Linked DNA regions of Homo sapiens: region 2 is linked to region 1. A link is an interaction called in ENCODE POLR2A ChIA-PET data of the cell type or tissue named here. Cell type or tissue: Panc1. All regions are shown on one strand. Links, peaks and the distances in the headings refer to the core of each region. The heading gives the core; the rest is flanking DNA.

The links. ChIA-PET counts read pairs that join two places held together with the same protein. Peaks named below come from ENCODE experiments on the same cell type or tissue, not always from the same donor. Only the 100,000 strongest peaks of a DNase experiment are listed, where the experiment ranks them.
Region 2: POLR2A ChIA-PET joins it to region 1 with 5 read pairs; 1 of 35 experiments calls an interaction of 5 or more read pairs at or near these places.

The regions. Positions count from the first base shown.
Region 1 is chr11:8,868,748-8,871,653 of GRCh38, reverse strand. It overlaps a transcript of DENND2B not described here. Among named protein-coding and RNA genes, the nearest start is that of AKIP1, 41 kb to the left of the region's middle. In Panc1, for the core only: CTCF peaks have their summits at 900 and 1,101; a DNase peak (open chromatin) is centred at 1,153; H3K4me3 peaks cover 1,720 bases; H3K27ac peaks cover 856 bases.
Region 2 is chr11:10,661,363-10,664,268 of GRCh38, reverse strand. All of the region lies in intron 1 of IRAG1 (inositol 1,4,5-triphosphate receptor associated 1), which reads left to right. Among named protein-coding and RNA genes, the nearest start is that of IRAG1, 31 kb to the left of the region's middle. In Panc1, for the core only: no CTCF peak of the experiment used is centred there; no DNase peak of the experiment used is centred there; H3K27ac peaks cover 451 bases.

The DNA of each region.
Region 1 (2,906 bases), core at 162-2,661:
TTCTGCTGCTGCTGCAGTACCAAAAGTAGCTTCTTTGAATTTCATTTGGGTTTTGTAGGGCTCCCCCGAGGCCCGAGAACTGGGAGAAGGGAAAGAGCTCATCGGTTTGTTTGAAGGCCGGCGGGCGGTGCAGGCAGCTTTTCCCAGACTCTCCCAGCTCCGGCTTTTCACGCATACCAGAAGAGCCGCTTTTTTCCTCCAGTGATTGAAACCATCTGGACTCCAGGGGGGTCACGTGTGTATGAGAAAATGACATAAAGTTTCAGACCCCGTTGTGCTTTGCTCCAGACCCAGACAACTCTTGGTCGGATGGTGAGGAGGTGAGGGCCGTCCAGTTTGGGGGCCAACTTCTCCTCCCTGCTGCCCCCGGCCCCCGCCTCCCTCACCCCTGTCCCCCACCCTCCCTCGCACACTCTCGGCGCGGCTTTCTCGCTGCCTCCGGCGCCTCCGAGCGCTCCCCTCCGCCGGGCTCCAGCAGCCCACCCTCTCTGTCTTGGGTGGAGGCGCACATCCTCCACGCCCCCTCCACTCAAATCTGCGCTCCCTCCCCTCTCTCTCCCTGCAGCCCGGCCGCAGCCCGGGGCGCGGATGCCTGCCCGCCGCCCGCCCTCTCTGCAGGAGCGGCTCCTCCTCCGGGCCGCGCGGCTCCCGGCGAGACCCCATCCAGGCGCCGCGCCCGGCCCGGCTGGGGAACGCAGAGGTAAGCGCCTCCGGGCCGGGTGGCCCCGGTTCCCGCGTGCGCGCCCGGTCCCGCCCCTGCCCTCCCAGCCCTTTTCCCTCTGCTCCCGACTCCCGGCCCCGGCAGCGGTGTCCAGCTCCGTGAGTACGCGCGTGGGGGCCGCCGCAGGCGCAGAGGAGCGGGGCTGGTGGGGTCCGCCCTCCCGGGCGGTCAGTAGCCGCCGGCTCTGCTTTCCGGCCCGGCGGGGGCCGCGCGGTTGGGGGTGGGGAACCTCGCGGCCAGAGTCCGGCGGTGAAGAGCTGCCTGGTGCCGAGCGGAGACCCGATCTCGGGACGTCCTGGGAGCTGGCTCTGCGCACCGCCTTGCCTCTCGGTGGCGGCATTCGAGCTCCTACCTGGAGCTGTTGCAGCTTGTATGCAGGCTCCTTGAAGAACGCGCGCGCGCGCGCGCACACACACACACACATACACACGCACAACACACACAGACACACGGAACTCAAACAAAGGAAAATTAACTTTGCATGCTATTACTGCAACAAGTTAAACTATGTTTATTTGTGGATGGTTCACTTTTTGCCCTTGTGCAGACACGCACTAAGTATTAAAGGGTCCACACTCTAGTCAACGTTTATGGCACGTTATCCAATAATTTAGTAACTGAGTAGAGTTCAAGAGACAATGTTTTCAAGTGTTTCTAAAGAGGGCTTATTGCATTTTCCTGGGATCTTTATATGAAAGTAGTTGATGATTAATATGAATAAAATAACTTCTTCATTAAGTGAGAAAATTTGCCTTAGTACAGCCTTAGTCCAGCTCTTGCTTTTATTACCAACCAGGTGTTTCTGCTGTTTGGATAGCAGGGTCTTGGGAATGGCAAAGAGGTCATTATCCCATCTGCAAGACTGTTTTCAGCTACCTCTTAGCTGCACACACTGCAACTGGCCATTTTGGGATGGGGCCACAGGGTTAAAACCCAAAGGGCTGCATTGTTTTGTTTTAATATTTTTCAGAAGGTGAATCCCTTAATTGATTTTTTTTTGCCAGAATTAGGGGTTTCTAAAAGGTTAGACGTAATCTGGGGTCCAGAAAGCTAATCCAAGATAGAGACTGAATTGTTCACAGCCTATCTCCCTTGCTGAATTAAGGACCGCACAAGGCCAGAACTCAAGAAGAGCCTGTTGAATGCATGAAGTGAAGGCTTCTTAAATTCTGCTGGTCTGGCAGAGAGTTCCTAGGTGACTAACATAGATGTAACCCTCCTTTTTATTTATCTGGCATATATTTTTTATTTAAAAAATTTTTTTCTTTTTTTTTTTCGAGACGGAGTCTCTCTCTGTCCCTGGAGTGCAGTGGCGCAATCTCGGCTCACTGCAACCCCCGCCTCCTGGGTTCAAGCAATTCTCCTGCCTCAGCCTCCCGAGTAGCTGGGATTATAGGCGCCTGCCACTACGTCTGGCTAATTTTTGTATTTTTAGTAGAGATGGGGTTCCCCATGTTGGCCAGGCTGGTCTCAAAGTCCTGATTTGAGGTGATCCACCCGCCTGGGCCTCCCAAAGTGCTGGAATTACAGGCGTGAGCCACTGGGCCCAGGCTATCTGGCAAATATTACCTTTGGAAAAACTCCCCAAGATAGGGGGAAGAAAAATTGTTCAAGTGTATGTATGGGAAATGTTATCCCCTAATTGGGCCAGAAGGGCACCCATTTTGGTAGACAACTCCAAGGCAACTCTTACCTTAAAAGTATTTTTTTACTGAACGCTTAGATTGGATTGGCTTGGTAATTAGGGAAATCCTTGGTCTTGAGTTTGTGGACTCCTTGGGGAAAGAGAAGTGACATTTGAGTGAAGGATAATTTCAGATCAATTGGCTTAGAACAGGAATGTCCAATCTTTTGGCTTCCCGGGGTCACACTGGAAGAAGAATCGCCTGGGGCCGCATGTAAAATACACTGACTCTAAGGATAGCTGATGAGCTTAAAATAAATCGCATAAAAAATCATAATATTTTTAAAAGTTTACGAATTTGTGTTGGGCCACACTCAGAGCCGTCCTGGGCGGCCCATGGGCCGCAGGTTGGACAAACTTGGCTTAGAATCTAAGAATTATAAAGCTCAAGGAGAAAATGATTCTGAGGCAGGGCGGTTTCATAGAAGAGGGGAGAGCCTTGAAGCAAAGTATGCTTCTGAAACTGGTGGAGAGTTGCTGGGGAAAGCTTTCAAGAGAATG
Region 2 (2,906 bases), core at 212-2,711, 1.8 Mb before region 1:
ATCCCAGCAGGGAAGAACACTCTCTCCTGCTGGTCTTAGATGATCACAGTCGCAGCTGCTTCCTGTCTACCCCAGGGGATGCCGTGAGAAGGACTTCCAGTTCCTCGGAGAGGGGCTGCGTCTCGGCTGCTGTTGTTCTTGTTGGCTGTGCTGGCCCTGAGGAAGAGCTGGGATCTAGAATGATCAAGAGCACTGCCCTATCAAAAAACATCTCCTAATACCCTTGTTCTGTCTTTGCTAAGATTAGAGAAGCATAGGAATAAGCTCTCTCTAAGGAAGAGCCAAACATCCCATTTTGGGCAGAGGAGACCCAGTGTTTAATCCTGACTCTGCCTTCTGACTGTGTGACCTAGAGCGAGTCACTTTGCTTGTCTAAGGCTCCATTTCCTCATCTGTAAAATGGACAAGTAATTCCTTTCTCACAGACCTGAGATGGTTCAAGAGCTAGCGTATCTACATTGTGCTGGGTGTGTAGTAGGCCATGTGAAAAGTGAGGCTTGATTCCTAGAGTCCTTGCTTTCAAAAGAAGAGATCCACCAGGTATTGAGAACTTTCTCTGTACCTGTGTTACAAAAGAAAGCTATCTGCCCTCAGGCTTTGCAAATGAGAAACAGAAACCACTGCTTGGCAGATTGGGATAGCCACACAGTGCTGTCATAGACCAGAGGAGAATATAGCTTCCAGGAGAGGTCAGGGAAGCCTTCCTGGAGGAGGTGGCCTTGGAGGACACACCCCAGAGCCCCAGTGCCCAGCACAGTACCTAACACATAGGAAGCACTCAACAAGCTTTTCTAGAATGGGTGAATGATTTAGGCAGGCACCATGGAGGCCATCTTTTCCTTCTGACTTTCCCAAACCAGTTCCTACATATATTCCTATATTCCTATATGTATTCCTACAGGTTCCTAATAGACCCTGATGACCTCTTCCTAGAAGAAAACTAGGAAGGGAAGGGGAGATGATGGAGAAGTAGGAGGAACTGAATGAGAGAGGCACACTGGGAACTGGGTGTTAATTTTCTTTTCTTTTTTTGCTTATTTATTTATTTATTGGGCTGTGGTGTTGCCAAGTCAAGGAAGCTTTATTTTTATTTGGAACAAAGTTTCTAAAGAATCCAAGGCAATAGGGTGCCTCTTCTGGTTCCTGGTGGTCTAGATGGCCCTTGACAGATCTCTGGGCCTGGACAAAACACCAGCTTGCCTTTATCCATCCTTGCTCCCATCCTAAGAAAAGGGCATCTTCAGGTTCAGAGGCCGGGAGATCCAAGGAAGAGGCCGTTGGCTCAGATTCAGCCCACATGTTGGCTTCTGAAAGAACCAAGGCCATCAAGGCCTAGTGCGATCCCATCAAGTGGGTACAGTGCCTCCTGCCTTCTACCTGAAATAAGGTACATTTCCCAGAGGCCTGCTTCATGGGAATGGGCAATCCCAGGTGCTGGATTGCCAGGACCCCTAATACCAGAGTCTGTGCCTTTGCTGGAGCAGGAATCAAGCCATGAGTCCAGGTCTGGGTTTAAAGGCAATGACCACCTTGCAAAGCCTCCCGGCTCTGCTCTGTCAGGAAGGAGGTGGTTCCAGAGTACCACAGCAGCAGACACGAGGGTGCTGCCGCATTTGAACACACATAACCAACTGTTTGAGGAAATGCTTTGGTCAGCATTCCAAGCGGAGCCAGAGGGGCTGGTGGGGCTGCTCTGTGGTCTTCTGTTAGGCTTAGGTTAAAGCTAGAAGAGCCATTGATAAGTTAATCTGAAAATTCACTTTGCAAATTACTCCTGGATGGCAGAACAGAAGCATGAAGGTGTCAGAGAAGGAGGCCCTGGCCTTTTGTGAGGTTTTAGTTGTAGAATACTATGGGAGAAATTTGCACATCTGTGTGGCAGAGAAGACATGAAACCCGGGTACATCATCGAGAGAGAGAAAAACTTGGCCATTAACCTGGGGAAGCTCAATGAGAATGAGGGCAGGCAAGGCCACCCACTTGCTTATATAGCAACCCAGATGATGGCTAAGTTTTGTATTTTTAGTAGAGATGGGGTTTCACCATGTTGGCCAGGCTGGTCTTGAACTCCTGACTTCAAGTGATCCACCCGCCTTGATCTCCCAAAGCCCTGGGATTACAGGCATGGGCAACTGCACCCAGCCTATGTAAAACCTTCTTCTCTGCTTTTTAGAAATACGGTGTCATTCATTTATTAACTCAATAAACATTTAGTGAATGCCTATTCTGTGTTTGACCCTGTACTGGAGGCAGGTCATAAAAATATGAATATTATAAGAATATTCATAAAGCTATGAATAAGGCAGAGTCTCTGCTCTTGAGATGTTCAAATTCTAGTTGGGTTGAGTTCTGGGCAAAGTACCCTGGGAGGATAGGGCAGTAGGCTGAATACTCCCCCCTCCCCAAGATGTCTACATCCTAACCCAGGAACCTATGAAGATGTTACCTTAAATGGCAAAAGGGCCTTTGCAGATATGATTAAATTGGGAATACTTAGATGGAGATTACCCTGGATTAACTGAGCGGGTTCAATGTAATCATGAGTTCTTATAAGGAGGCAGGACGGTGAAAGTCAGAGGAGAAGGAAATGTGAAGGGGGAAGCAGAGATCAGAGGGGAGAAAAGATGCCAGCGACTCTGCTGGCTTTGAGGATGGAGAAAAAAGGGTCACCAGCCAACGAATGTAGGCAGCCTCTAAAGCTGGAAATGGCAGGAAATGGATTCTCCCCTAGAGCCTCCTGAAGAAGCACAGCCCTGCTGATGCTTAGACTTTAGCCTGCTGAGATGGATTTTGAACTTCTGACCTCAAGAATTGTAAGATAATGAATTTGTGCAGTTTTAAGCCACCAAATATGTGGAAATTTGGTACAGACGCAGTAGGAAACTACTACAGGAAGGGAGTAACTT